Regions from separate parts of the Homo sapiens genome. Here region 2 is linked to region 1. A link is a contact called in ENCODE Hi-C or POLR2A ChIA-PET data. All regions are on one chromosome and are shown on one strand. The core of a region is the stretch at or near the end of the contact, and the rest is flanking DNA. Distances in the headings are between cores, read along the strand shown. Region 1 has its middle 40 kb from the start of RIPOR2. Region 2 overlaps LOC102724765 (a long non-coding RNA gene).

Evidence for each region. Hi-C counts contacts between places; a loop is a spot of excess contacts on that map. ChIA-PET counts read pairs that join two places held with the same protein, here RNA polymerase II (POLR2A). Pooled maps may share reads with other maps.
Region 2: a pooled map shows a loop between it and region 1 (5-fold over the local background). The contact joins two enhancer-like sites. A Hi-C loop is called at or near these places in 3 of 168 maps with a recorded cell type or tissue (G401, PC-9 and astrocyte of the cerebellum) and 7 of 50 pooled maps. POLR2A ChIA-PET finds 5 or more read pairs at or near these places in 15 of 52 experiments (CD4-positive, alpha-beta T cell, CD8-positive, alpha-beta memory T cell, H1 and 11 more).

The regions. Positions count from the first base shown.
Region 1 is chr6:24,971,836-24,979,362 of GRCh38, reverse strand. It overlaps a transcript of RIPOR2 not described here and the pseudogene PPIAP29. Among named protein-coding and RNA genes, the nearest start is that of RIPOR2, 40 kb to the right of the region's middle. Within about 2 kb of position 4,647, at least 4 of the 41 ENCODE cell types and tissues checked have a DNase peak (open chromatin) inside an H3K27ac peak, as active enhancers do; they include CD4-positive, alpha-beta T cell, where a contact is called at or near this core.
Region 2 is chr6:25,022,218-25,029,744 of GRCh38, reverse strand. The region is part of intron 1 of LOC102724765 (a long non-coding RNA gene); the gene reads left to right. It also overlaps a transcript of RIPOR2 not described here and the pseudogene ASS1P1. Among named protein-coding and RNA genes, the nearest start is that of RIPOR2, 90 kb to the right of the region's middle. RefSeq lists an enhancer at 2,054-2,293. Within about 2 kb of position 2,849, at least 9 of the 41 ENCODE cell types and tissues checked have a DNase peak (open chromatin) inside an H3K27ac peak, as active enhancers do; they include CD4-positive, alpha-beta T cell, where a contact is called at or near this core.

The DNA.
Region 1 (7,527 bases), core at 3,398-5,897:
AGTGTTGTGTCTTTTAAAAACAGAAAAGGAATGTCATGTCAGGGCTAAGGAAACAGCAAAAAAAAAAAAAAAAAAAAAAGAATTTCCCTATCATTTCAAGCAACTATTGCATGTTCCTTCTTTGGTTTTCGGTTTTCCCAGGAATAGACCAGTGGGAGTGGAGCAGAGAGGGGATCTTTGCAACCTATAGATAGGATGCACGACAGCTGAGAGAGGAAAGTTAAGCCCATTGTTTCTCATTATCTCATAAGGAGTGATAGAAAATGTTGAGAGGCCAATTATAAAAGGAAGTTGGGGATGAGAAGGAAGTAGTTCATGAAATAGAGAAAATAATGTTAAACCTTTCTCCAAAAATATGTGAGTCTCAGTAGTGTGCACCCCAGGCCTAAGCTAATATATGCAGTAGGTGAGGTTTATATCACTAGCATTCTGTCACGATTTCCATTCTGGGACCTTTTCACATCTTGGCCTGAGGTGTTCACTTGGCTTTGAAATTCTCCCACCAGATGAAGTAGGAATGAATGTTTACTGAGAATTTACATGTTTCATCTATTTAAATCTTATAACAGCCCTATGACAGTGGAACAAAAATTATTCCCATTTTATGAATGAGGACACTAAAGGATAGATTGATTAAATATCCTGCCGAAGGCCTCACAACTAAGTAGAATTTAGGATTCAAACCTAGGCAGTCTTATCGCAGAGCAATATTCCCAACCTCCATTCACCATGAAGCATTAGTGACCAAAAAAAGGATCAAACTTAACCCTAAATAATAACCCTCTGAAGATGGAATTTCAGAGATTGTACCATCTGGTATGAGAAGATACATGGAGGTTAGGGAGAGAAGGGGACATCTTTTCTTGGCCATTTGGTTGAGCCAACTGGCTTTTACATGCAAAGACCTTTGGTATAAATAAGACCCTGATCCTAAAGTAGTTACTTAAAGTGATATATATTTATATACTCATGCGAGCAGTATGGCGGCACAGAGAGGAGTGAATAAACATGCTTGTTTCAGTGAATTCTATAATTTTAAAACTTGAAAGCACTCTCACATTGGAAACGGGGACATTCAGGCTCAGTGAAGTGAAGGGATATGCCTAAAACCGTGCCAGTGGCGACCTTCAGCTTAACAAAAATATTTCTGCAACTCCAATAAGCTGGCCTGAAAAACAAAGCCCGTAGAATGAAAAAGACTCACTCACACTAGATTCATATTTGAGCAATACAGTAGTTTTTAAAGCAGTTCTCACTTTAAAAGGTTTTCTTACTTATTCTTACTTATTCTAATGAGAGATCGAAATCCCACTCTGGCAGTTGCAGGAAAGCTTCAATTCACACAGCTTAACAGACTGAATGCTGCTTTTCCTTCCTTGGCTCATTTCAATATAAACACCTGGCCCTGACTGCCCTTGTGTTATCCCTATATCCGTGGAGTTTTGACTGACATTCAGGCTGGCCACCCAAAATCCTTTGCTGATATCACAGCTTTAGATGAATACATGGAGGTAGGGAGGGAAGCTTCCTCTGCCCTTCAATAAACATTACAACTTTTTTGGAAATTCTGATGACTATAATTCTCAAAACTTTTACATCCTGAATAATTAGGATTTCAAGAGCCAGATGTTTACAGAAACCAACAAAACATCAGGGCAGCCTTTCAACAGGACCATAGCTACCCTCCCATCACTGATGGGCCAGTGACGGGACCTGGCTCTTTTCCTTCCATCGAGATTATTAGCAAAACTAGAAAATGTTTATTACATGATTCTCCTGAGTTTTCTTATATTTGAACAATAAAATATGGAACTACTATGCTTTATTTCAATATTGGAGATAAATATTTGGTCTCCGTTTCCTGTTATGTATCTGATAGAATAGGCTCTTAGATGAAGTTGAAAGTGGCTTGTGTTCTGAATTTCTCTGTTTTAAATTAAACATGTACCTTTATTATGATTTAAAAGGCATACCAAAAAAAGGGAAGGGGGGACACATAGTCCTGTCGACCTTTTAGGACATTCAGAGAAGTTTCAAGCAAAAAAAAAATTGAAAACATTGGTAACCCTACCATGATTTTTGGTATTTTTTTCTATATGTATGGCTTATTTGCCACAAAATTGGTGTCATTCTATATATATGCAGTGAGTTTTTTCTCGTTTCTTTTTGTTGTTGTTGTTATTTAGTTTTTATTTCATAATCATAAACTTAACTCTGCAATCCAGCTAGGCATGGGAGGGAACAAGGAAAACATGGAACCCAAAGGGAACTGCAGCAAGAGCACAAAGATACTGGGATACTGCAAGCAAATGGGGTGGAGGGGTGCTCTCCTGAGCTACAGAAGGAATGATCTGGTGGTTAAGATAAAACACAAGTCAAACTTATTCGAGTTGTCCACAGTCAGCAATGGTGATCTTCTTGCTGGTCTTGCCATTCCTGGACCCAAAGCGCTCCATGGCCTCCACAATATTCATGCCTTCTTTCACTTTGCCAAAGACCACATGCTTGCCATCCAACCACTCAGTCTTGGCAGTGCAGATGAAAAACTGGGAACCATTTGTGTTGGGTCCAGCATTTGCCATGGACAAGATTTCAGGACCTGTATGCTTTAGGATGAAGTTCTCATCTTCAAATTTCTCCCAGTGGTGACTTGCCACCAGTGCCATTATGGCGTGTGAAGTCACCACCCTGACACATAAACCCTGGAATAATTCTGTGAAAGCAGGAACCCTTATAACCAAATCCTTTCTCTCCAGTGCTCAGAGCACGAAAATTTTCTGCTGTCTTTGGGACCTTGTCTGCAAACAGCTCCAATCTGTTAACATAGCTTTATGGATTAGATGAGCAGTCACTTCTTGGTTTCCAGGCCCCTTACCTCAAAGGAGATGCGGCCCAAGGGCTCACCGTCGACGGCAATGTCGAAGAACATGGTGGGGTTGACCATGGCTAATAGCACACGGTTTTCCTCGGCGGCGGCGTCTGCAAAGCCTTTTCTCGTTTCTTAATATCATATTTTCTAGAATAATTTAGTCATTTTTAAAAACACAATTTAAGTGGTTGCACAATATTTCAAGGCATATATACGTTCTAATATATGTAACTATTTCCTTATTGTCATACATTTGGCTGTCGGCAATTTTTGTCATTATAAATAATGCCATAGTGAGTATGTTTGCACATATTCTTTTTCCTTGTTATTTTCTAGATATAAAATTATTCCACCAAAAGGATGAATTTTAAAAATTATCTTAACATGTTACTAATATGACATCCAAAAAGGCTGAACCAGTTAACCTTTCCGCTAGCATTTCTTTAGGTGTTAATAAATTTGACACTTTTCTCTTTTCAAAAATTTTTAACTCTGGCAAAATACACATAAAATTTAGCATGTTGATCATCATTAAGTGTATATAGTTCAATAGTGCTAAAGTATATTCACGTTGTTATACAACCAACCAATCTCTAGAAGTTTGTTTTTTCCCAGCTTTACTGAGGTATGATTGATAAATAAAAATTATATATATTTATATATTTAGGGTGTACAAAGTGATGTTTCAATATACGGACACATTGTGAAATGATTAGTACAATCAAGTTAATTTACATATCTATCACCTCACATAGTTACTTTTTTTGTATGCTGAGAACAATTGAGATTTACTCTCTTATCAAATTTCAAGTATACTATGCATTATTATTACCATTATTTTATAGATGGAGTCTCACTATATTGCCCAGGCTGGGCTTAAACTCCTGGGTTGAAGCAATCCTCCTGCCTCAGACTCCCGAGTAGCTGGGACTACAGGTGTGCACCACTGGGCCTGGCTAACAATACATTATTATTAACTGTAGTCACAATGCTGAACATTAGGTCTGATAACTGAATATTTGTACCCTTTAATCAATGTCTCCCCTTTTCACCATCCCATGCTTTTCTGAATTTTCTGTTCATCTGTACTTCTCTTGCATATTGTGTCGTTTGCCTAGTTTTTTACCGTGCTGTACATCTTTTTCTTATTTCTTTATATTTGTTTATTTGATTTGGAAGAGTTCCTTATTAAAGTATATTTCCCATTCTCTGTTATACATGCTGTAAATATCTCTACATTCTTTGTGTTTAAACTTCTACAATTAAAAGTTAGTAGTTTGGTGAAATTTACAAATGAAGATAAGTAGAGATTCATTATTTATTTTAGCTGTATTGAGATTTAATTCACATACCGTACAGTTCACCAATTTAAAGTGTATAATTCAATGGCTTTTAGTATATTCACAGAGCTGTACTACTATCACCATGATCAATTTTAGAATATTTTTATTACCATTAAAAGAAACCCCATACCCATTAGCAGTCACTTCCCACTTCTCCTTTCACCCCAGCTCCTGGCAACCACCAGTCTACTTTCTGTCTCTGAAGATTAGCTTATTCTTTACATTTTATTTCCATAAACTCATACAATATGTAGTTTTTTGTGACTGGCTTCTTTCACTTAGCATAATATTTTAATGGTTCATCTATGCTGTAGCGTGTATCAATACCTCTTACTTTTTGTTGCCAAGTAATCTTGCACTGTATGACTATACCACACTTTATCTATTCATCAGTTGATGAACAGTTGTTTCCATTTTTGGCTATGATGAATAATGCTGCCACAAACATTTGCATACATGTTTTTGTGTGGACAAATATCTTCATTTCTCTTGGGTATATAACTGGGAATGGAATTGCTGAGTGCTATGGTACCTTTTGAGGAACTGCGAAGCTCCTTTCCAAAGCTACTGCACCATTTTACATTCCCACCAGCAATGTATAGGGGCTCCAGTTTCTCCACATCTTCCTCAACGCTTGTGATTATCAGTGTGTTGTAGCCATCCTGCTGGGTGTGAAATACTCTCTTGTGGTTTTGATTTCCATTTTCCCTGATGACTAATGATGTTGAACATATTTTATAATTTCAATTGGGTTTTTTTGTTTGTTTGTTTTTTGGTTTTGAGACAGGATGCTGCTCTGTCACCCAGGGCTGGAGTGCAGAGGCACGATCACGGCTCACTGCAGCCTGGAACTCCTGGGCTCAAGTGATCCTCAATAACTAGGACCACAGGTGCTCACCACCGCATCCAGCTAATCTTATTTTTTTCCTTGCAGAGAGGAGGTCTCACTATGTTACCCAGGCTGGTCTCTAACTCCTGGGCTCAAACAGTCCTCCCACCTCTGCCTCCCAAAGTGCTGGGATTACAGGCATGAGCCACCACCCAACACAACTTATTAGACTCAACGAGCACATGTGCAGGATTGTTACATGAGTATATTGTGTAATGCTGAGTTTTGGGGTACAATTGACCCAGGTCACCCAGGTAGTGAACATAGTACCCAGTAGTTACTTTTTCAACCCTTATCCCTCTCCTTCTCTCCGTCCTCTAGTCATCCCAAGTGTCTATCATTCCCATCTTTATGTCCATGTGTCCCCAAGATTTAGCTCCCACTTATAAGTAAGAATATGTGGTATTTGGTTTTCTGTTCCTACATTAATTCACTTAGGATAATGACCTCCAGCTGCATCCATGTTGCTGCTAAGGACATGATTTAATTCTTTTTTTGTGGCTGCATTGTATTCCATGGTGTATATATACCATATTTTCTTTATTCAGTCCACCATTGATGGGCACCTAGATTGATTCCATGTCTTTGCTATTGTGAATGGTGCTGTGATGAACATGTGAGTGCATATGTCTTTTTGGTAGAAGGATGACTTTTTTTTTTTTTTTTGAGATGCAGTCTCACTCTGTCACTAGGCTAGAGTGCAGTGGTGTGATCTCAGCTCCCTGCAATCTCTGCCTTCCAGGTTCAAGCTATTCTCCTGCCTCAGCCTCCCAAGTAGCAGACGCACGCCACCACACCCATCTAATTTTTTTTTGTATTTTTAGTAGAAACGGGGGTTTCACCATGTTGGCCAGGATGGTCTTGATCTCCTGACCTTGTGATCCACCCGCCTCAGCCTCCCAAAGTGCTGGGATTACAGGCATAAGCCACCAAGCCCAGCCTAGAAGGATGATGTTCTTTTGGATATATACCCAGTAATGAGATTGCTGGGTCGAATGTTGTTCTACATTCTTTGAGAATCTTCAGACTGCTTTCTATAGTGGCAAAACTAATTTACATTCCCACCAACAGTGTATAAGCATTCCCTATTCTCTGCAGCTAATTGACTATTTAAATATGTTTTTTGGAGAAATGTTTATTCAGATCAAATGAATATATGTTAATAGATGCTTTCTTTTTCCCTCTCTTCTTTCCTTCCTTCCTCTCCTTTCATTACTTTATTTTCAAATTTGTGCCATAGATAATTAAAAGAGCTGGGATGCACGTATGTCCCTCAGCAGTGGAGCAAGCCCATCTCCAGCATGGCTACAGATCCAAGATTCACATTAACAGACGTTTTCTATAAAGAAATTCTATCCCTGTCTCCACCCATAAAATAAAGTCATTACTCAGCATTTCATAATTTATTAGTAAAACAGATTTTTCAAGGGTGAAAAAGCTTCTAAAATTTGTCCAGACTTAACCACCTGTGAGTTCCTTCCATAACATATGCTGCCAAATTATACACACATCCAGTGACAGGGAATTTATTACCTCCCAAGGCAGTCATTGTAATGCTGGACAAATAACTTTATTCCTGGAGAGTTATTTGTTATATAGAGCTTAAATCTACCTCTCTGAAGCTTCCACCTCCTAGTTTCACTCCATGAGGCATTATAATATCCCTTTGAGACATCATAAAACCCCTGAAGCCTACCCACATATCTGAAAACCTCTGTTGTATTACCCTCCTCTGAGACCTCTCTTCTTCAGGGTAAATGTCATAATGCCTGCAACTGTTCTTCTAACGTAATGGTTTCTGTCCGGGCCTTCACCAGCCTCCTCTGAATGGTCCAATCTCTCAGTTCCCTGTAGTGTGAGTCCTGAGATGAGGGATGTGAACTGACCAGGAGCAGGAAAAATGGAAATGTTCTAAGTTATGCAGGTTAAGATTGCATTTAGCCCTGTTTTGTTGTTGTTGCTGACTACATATGGTTGACTTTTACATTGAGTTTCACTGTTACCTAAACTGCCTACATTTTTTTCTCCATAGACTGCTAACAAATTCCATATCTATATTTCTGCATATCTTTGTAAGATTCAAATATAAATTTTTTTCTTTACCCTGTTACATGCCATCTTGCTGAATTTGGTTCGATCAAGTAAAGGCAATTAAAGGATAGAAACGTTTTGGTTCTATCAAGTAAAGATAATTGTGTAGCTGTCCTACCACTACACAGTGGCAACATAAACTCCATGGAAATCTCACTTTTTTGCCCCTTATTGATGATAATAATAATAATATGTCGAAAGCTCTATATTCATTATTCCATTTTGATTTGCACAAATACTCTATGAAGTAGGTACAATTACTCTCCTCATTTTATAGTTGAAGAATTTGACACTTGGCAAGACTCATTAAACTTGCTCAAAGTCATAACTATATT
Region 2 (7,527 bases), core at 1,600-4,099, 52 kb before region 1:
ACAAAATGAAGATATCTGGTTTTTTTAAGATGAGAAGCATAATCTTCAGGGTAAGGCTACATAGTTTTTTTCCTTCGCCCTCACTCCCAGTGCTGTCTCTATTTCTGTGTCATCTGAGAAGTGATGTGGGGCACGGAGGGTCCCAGCTCAGGGTATGGGACTTGCTTCCTGGTCTTGCCCCTGCTCATCTGTGAGGCATCAGTCAGACCACTCACTCTCTCGGTACAGTCAATACATGAACATTCCTTTGTGTCCAGGCCAGAGTTTGTTCTTGGTTTCCTATCCACCCCTTTTTTCATTACTTCTTCTTCTTTTTTTTTTTTTTTTTTTTTTCTTTTTTGAGACGGAGTCTCGCTCTGTCGTCCAGGTTGGAGTGCAGCGGCGCGATCTCGGCTCACTGCAGCAAGCTCCGCCTCCCGGGTTCACGCCATTCTCCTGCCTTAGCCTCCCAAGTAGCTGGGATGGAGTCTTGCTCTGTCGCCAGGCTGGAGTGCAGTGTCGCGATCTCGGCTCACTGCAACCTCCACCTCCCGAGTTCAAGCCATTCTCTTGCCTCAGCCTCCCGAGTACTTGGGACTACAGATGCGCGCCACCATGCCCGGCTAATTTTTTGTGTTTTTAGTAGAGACGGGGTTTCACCATGTTGGCCAGGATGGTCTCGATCTCTTGAATTCATGATCCACCTGCCTCGGCCTCCCAAATTGCTAGGATTACAGGCGTGAGCCACCATACCCGGCCCTCGTCATTTCTTTGAGGGCACCCTCTCCCAGCACTCTGCTGCCTCCAGTTGTACTGAACAATGGTGCCTTCTCTCAGTCCTAGACAGAGCTCCATTCTCAGGGCCTTTCCTTACCTCATCCCACATCAAATCAGATCCACTATTCCCCATACTTTCCCACCCTGGTGTGGACCAGATGAAGGGCCCTAATGTGTCAACCTGATAAAATTGATTAAAACTTCACATTCTTAGTGGTGGAAGTGATTTCACATGCATTATCTCATTGGAGACTCACAACTACCCTGAGGAGCTAGAAGGATCTGTACTATCCCTGCCCCCCAATTTTTTTCTTATGTGGAAACTGAAGCTCAGAGAGAAAGGAGTAAGACAGTACATCTGTCATTTATTTGGGGTAGTATTAGTATCAGGCATTGTGCCAGCTCCCCTATTGGGCATTATTTCACTTAATCCTCAGTCCAACCCTATGAGGTTGGTAATTGTATCCATTTTGCAAATGAGGAGGCTGAGGCTCAGAGAAGTTAAAGGACTTATTAAAAGTCACAGGCCACAGTGTGGCAGAACAGAGCCAACATTCAGACACATGTGTACAAGTCCAGAGCGGGTTTTCACTGCTGGAACTAGGACTCAAGCTCAAATCAATCAACTCCTAATTTTATGGTTCTTCCAGTGGCCACCCTCTCTATTCAGAAAATGCACCCTACCACCTATCCCCAAATCTCAAAACATGGGCCCGGTTGAAATGCACACAGCTCTGGGAGTCTCCTAGAGGCAGAACAAGGGCTGGCGATGTCTGAGGGCAGCTAAGGAGATATTTGGAAATCTACTGGAAACTGCATCTTCCTGCGCTGTGCTAGATGTCCAGGTATCTGAGAATACAGTGAAGGAAAATTAACCGAATGTTCAAATCTCTACAGAATGCCTAGCTTGAGTCCCTGAATACTTTTTTATGCAGGACGAGGGTGGTAGGGGCCACTCAGAAAGAAATCTGAACACGCAGAACCCTCGGGCTTAGAGCTGTTAGGGGTCATAGGCAGCCAGCTCACTTCCAGCGGACAGTGCCCACTCCCCTTTCTTCTCAGAGCCCAGCCAAGAAGGATGGCTCAGCGGCCCGACTGGAGCACCTCTGCCCTCCTCGGCTCCTGGGCGTGTCTCCGGGGATTCCTGTTCGGTGATGCCCTGACCCACGGAACTTGCCTCTTCCCTCTTGTTCAGTCGGTTTACCAACCTGGGGGCGTCTGCGGATCAAGGTGTTTGAGAGGCTGGGCTGAGGTAGAGAAGAGGGTGGGGCAGGAGCACCTAAGTCGCTCAGGGATTTGGTGACTCACACGAGGGGAGGGGGGCCCTCTTTCTCCCCAGCACTGGGGGCGCCCAAGGCTGTTCCCATGCTTAGCAGAAGATGCCCCTCTCATCCCCCAAGGGGCCTGCTCGGAGTGTGCCACCTGCAGCATGGCCACCACGAGGCCGGTTATGTATTTATTTCCTGGCAGAGCTGAACCCCAAACGCTTTTCCTTCTGTGCCGTGCGTGAAAGAAACAGAAACCGCTGCACAGCATGTCTATGTTTATACCCTGGGCCCTGACCCTCCCACAGAGGCCAGCTCGTAGACTTTTCTTTCGCAGCCTGGGGATGGGTTTGTACTTCACCCTCGAGCGCCTCCCCCTGGGAACCCGCAGAGGGCTGGGTGGCTGTGCAGTCCTGTGTGCTAAGTGCTTTTCTTCGCTTCTCGATGCTTGGGCCGTCTTGTAAGCAAAGCTAGGTGAATCGAATCCACCCCTACGCGATTGTCGTTTGCATTAAGTAAGATAATGCACGTGGAAATATTTTGTGAGCTATGCAGTATCACCTAAATTATTTTTTATTATTATTTTAAAAATAGAATGCATCAGCAAGTTCTTAATGAGCTTGCTTTTTTGTTTTAATATTTGGAAATTGGAACAGCTACTTATAGGAGACTTGTAGATCCCAGAATGTGCCGTTTGCCTGAGTGGTTTCTTTTGGCCTTGCTGTGTCAGGACTTGTGAGGCTTGTGAGGTGATGTCAGCAAATCAGCACAGACTCACACCTGAGGAGCCCGGGAGTGGTCTAGGGCCTGTGGAGCATGGCAGAGTGGCCTCTTCTCAGCCTCCTCTCCACTGGAGGGCACTTGAGTTATTATTTATTTCCCCCAGGCCTCAGCCTCTTAGCTCCTGCCAACTTCCTTTCAGAGGCATTCCTGCCATATGTCCCAAGATTTTCCTCTGTTTACCTCCTTTAAAGTTGTCATGGTCTTGAATTTTAGACCACCGTAATCTCCGTTTGACAATGAATGGTCATAAATTCAAAGAAATTGCAGGACTCTTATTCTGAAATTCATATAAATGATTTCTTTATAAGTACACATAAAACTCTTTTCTCTTAAAATATACAGAAAAAGAAAAATGTACAGCTGCTCAGGGTAACAAAGTATTGCCTTCTAGAAATTCTCAGGCTTCTTGTCTTTAAGGATAAACAGGAAGCATTTCTAATTAGTGTCTTGGTTGTTTGCATATTGAGCTTCCAAAATGCTTTAGAAGGTTCATCTTTTCAATCCGCCCTTCGCAGTCCTTTATTTTTCATTTGCTAAGCAGAGGTAAACTTAAAACCATCTCTATGTGACTTATCATAAATCCCAATCAGTGAGACCTCAAATAATGAACTTGGCTCTCATTTATACACGTGACAAAAGGTATACCTATATAAATATCTAATAAAAACTACCTAACAGCTAAATACAACAAAGAGAAGCAATTTTCCTCTCTTTTTCACCCAATGGCTCTAATTAATCATGCAGTACAGAAAAATAAGAAACCTTTTATGTAGCTTTTAGTGGTTTTGTTCATTCTAGTTTCCACCTGTGAGTAGCATTCATTTATAAACCTGTCTTGCTGAGCACAGTGCTTTCAAAAATGACTTGCTTGTGACTCAGAAACAAAAAAAAAAAACAACAATCTTTGTAACTTTTAATCTCATGCAATTTCTTCAGTTTCTTTTGTTGGTGAATACACGTACAATTTGGTTTTGAAATACCATGTATCAAAGCACAAACAAATCATCCCTTGGAGTCGTGAAGAAGCTCATCAATGTATCACAGTCTTCCAGTCAAGCCCATAATTCAGTCTCCTACAGCTCTGATTCTTGACCTCTAAGAAAACCCACCCTCTTACTCTTCCTGAACAATTGCTCACTAGAGCACTAAGTGAAGGGAAAGATTGCTCCTTAAAGTGAAAAAACAATGTTTTCCAAAGTTGTGTTGAATATGCATAGTCATCATATCACAGGAAGTTTTTCTTTTAAACCTTATGTGCATTTTCTTTAATTTGTATGGTTTTCTCAAGTTCAACATTCAGTTTTCGTTTTAATCAGTTATATTCTAAAAACAATTAAATTTTTTTCTCCTTAGAAATTCACTTTAAATTAAAAAGAACTTTTGTTTTTCTCTTTTTAAGGCACAAATAGTGCTGGGAGGGGGTGAGGGTAAACTTCTTTATCTGTCACTGTCATTTTTTTTTAAAGGTCCTATTGCTTTTACACTTCTAACCCTAAAAAAGCCTCGTCACGCACCCAGCATTCCCCTAGCTCTGGGCTTCCAGAGCACTGTTATTCAACAGAGAGTTTCTATAGAAATCCAAAGTACTATCTCCAAATAGCAGAAACCGTAACACCACAGACACTTATTAGAATTTGTGTGGAAGAATCCTAAAGCTAAATAAATAGAAGCTTCTAAATTACCTTTTTCCCCCCTTGACTATATCTTAGATCAAATTTTTAGAACTCCCACCACCCACATGTACACCAGGACCTGTGGGTGGGAGCAGGCGTGAGACAGAGAGGGCTTCCTGTTACCATTAAATGAATAAAGAGACCGCTACATATCAAACTCTGTCCTCTCTTTTTTTCTTGACTCTTCTTCCCTCCATTTAGTGTGAATATTTGAAGTTAAACTGGGCATGGCCCCACATGTCTGATTACTCACCCATCGACATCCAACCTGAAGTCACAAATTTGGCTTCAGAGAATGTTGTGGAGCTGAAAGGATGGCAACTTCAATTTTCAATAAATAACTAGAAACAGAGAAAATAGCTTTCCAAGTCATCAAAGAAAACCCATGGTGAGAAGGATATTAATGGATTAAAACAGGCATAAAGAGGAAACTGAAGGCAAAGCATTGGCAAAATCTAGAAATGATTATCAGCTTCAGCTAAGTCCGATACTCACCAGCTCCAAGGACAGAGTAGGGAAGCATCAGTTACAAGTTAGGAGAAACAGCACTGCAGTATTGTCGGGGAGCAAGGTGAGGGCTTTCCTTCCTCTTTGAGGGTCAGTTGTCAGTCTGGGGCCACACTGCTTCCAGAAGGGCACAGAACTGGAAACCTTTAACAATGGTTAAAAAATCTGACTGCTCTTGTTCTGTCGCCTGCCACTGCTGCCTGAGCCCGAGTGGTTCACTGCACCCTGAAGACAGATTCCAGACGCTGGGAACTCGCGCCTCCAATCCCAGACACTATGTCCAGCAAAGGCTCCATGAGAGTTCTGGCCTATGGTGGCGGCCTGGACACCTCCTGCATCCTCGTGTGGGTGAAGGAACAAGGCTATGATGTCATTGCCTACCTGGCCAACACTGGCCAGAAGGAAGACTTCGAGGAAGCCAGGAAGAAGGCACTGAAACTTGGGGCCAAAAAGGTGTTCATTGAGGATGTCATCAGGGAGTTTGTGGAAGAGTTCATCTGGCCGGCCATCCAGTCCAGCACACTGTATGAGGACCGCTACCTCCTGGGCACCTTTCTCGCCAGGCCCTGCATTGCCAGCAAACAAGTGGAAATCGCCCAGCAGGAGGGGGTGTCCCGCGGCGCCACCGGTAAGGGGAATATCAGGTCCGGTTTGAGCTCACCTGGTACTCGCTGGTCCCCCAGATAAAGGGCACTGCTCCCTGGAGGATGCCCGAGTTCTACAACCGGTTCAAGGGCCGTAATGACCTGATGGAATACGCAAAGCAGCACGGGATTCCTATCCCGGTCACTCCCAAGAACCCGTGGAACATGGACGAGAACCTCATGCACATCAGCTACGAGGCTGGAATCCTGGAGAACCCCAAGAACCAAGTGCCTCCAGGTCTCTACACGAAGACCTAGGAACCGGTCAAAGCCCCCAACACCCCTGACATCCTCGAGATCGAGTTAAAAAAGGGGTCCCCGTGAAGGTGACCAACGTCAACGATGGCTCCACCCACCCGACCTCCTTGGAGTTCTTCATGTACCTGAACGAAGTCGCGGACAAACACGGTGTGGGCTGTACTGACATCGTGGAGAACCGCTTCACTGGAATGAAGTCCCGAGGTATCTATGAGACCCCAGCAGGCACCATCCTTTACCACACTCATTTAGACATCAAGGCCTTCACCATGGACTGGGAGGTGTGCAAAATCAAACAAGGCCTGGGCTTGAAATTTGCTGAGCTGGTGTACACCGCTTTCTGGCATAGCCCTGAGTGTGAATTTGTCCGCCACTGCATCGCCAAGTCCTAGGGGCAAGTGGGAGGGAAAGCGCAGGTGTCCGTCCTCAAGGGCCGGGTGTACATCCTTGGCTGGGAGTCCCCACTCTCTCCCTACAACGAGGAGCCGGTGAGCATGAACGTGTAGGGTGATTATGAGCCAATTGATGCCACCGGGTTCATCAACATCAATTCCCTCAGGCTGAAGGAATAGGAATATCATCGTCTGCAGAGCAAGGTCACTGCCAAATAGACCCCTGTACAATGAGGAGCTGGAGCCTCCTCAATTTGCAGATCCCCCAAGTACAGGCGCTAATTGTTGTGATAATTTGTAATTGTGACTTGTTCTTCCCGGCTGGCAGCGTAGTGGGGCTACCAGGCCCCAGCTTTGTTCCCTGGTCCCCTGAAGCCTGCAAACGTCGTCATTAAAGGGAAGGGTGGGGGGCAGCTGTGGTGGGTAGCTATTAAATGACAATTAAAAGATACACTAGTAAAAAAAAAAATTGACTGCTCTGAAAACGAGTCTACTGGGCAGTGACATTCACATTTCTGAAATTAATGCATACTCTATTTGCATTTTCTCTTTTTCCTGTCTTCACCTGTCTTTGACAATTAGTAAATAAATCCCTAAACCTTATAAATATTATTTTGGGCTAGCCATGGTTGCACCATCATGTTTGTAATCCCAAAACTTTGGGAGATGGTGGGGAGAGGACTGCTTGAGCCCATGAGTTCAAGACCAGCCTGGACAACATAGTGGGACTCTATCTCTACAAAACAATCAAAAAATTAGCTGGGGTGGTGGCACACACCTGTAGTCTAGCTACTCAGGAGGCTGAGGTGGGAGGATAGTTTGAGCCCAGGAGTTTGAGGCTGCAGTGAGCCATGAACACAACCCACTCCAGCCTGGGTGACAGAACAAGAACCTGTCTAAAAAAAAAAAAAAAAAAAAAAAAAAAAAAAAAAAATGGAAGGTACCACATTAGTTATATGTGTTACGTTAAAAAGAAATATTTGTCCTTTACTTATGAATTAATGATTAAGCAAACTGTAGGTATATCCATACAATGAGATATGACTCAGCAATAAAAATGAATGAACTGAGGCATGCAACCACATGGATTATTCTCAAATGCATTATCCTAAGTGAAAGAAGCCAGACTCAAAAGCCTACATACTGTATGATACCACTCATAAGACAGTCTGGAAAAGACAAAACTATTAGGACAGAAAGCGAATCATTGGTTGCCAAGGGCTGGTTAGAGAGGTTGACTACGGAGGCA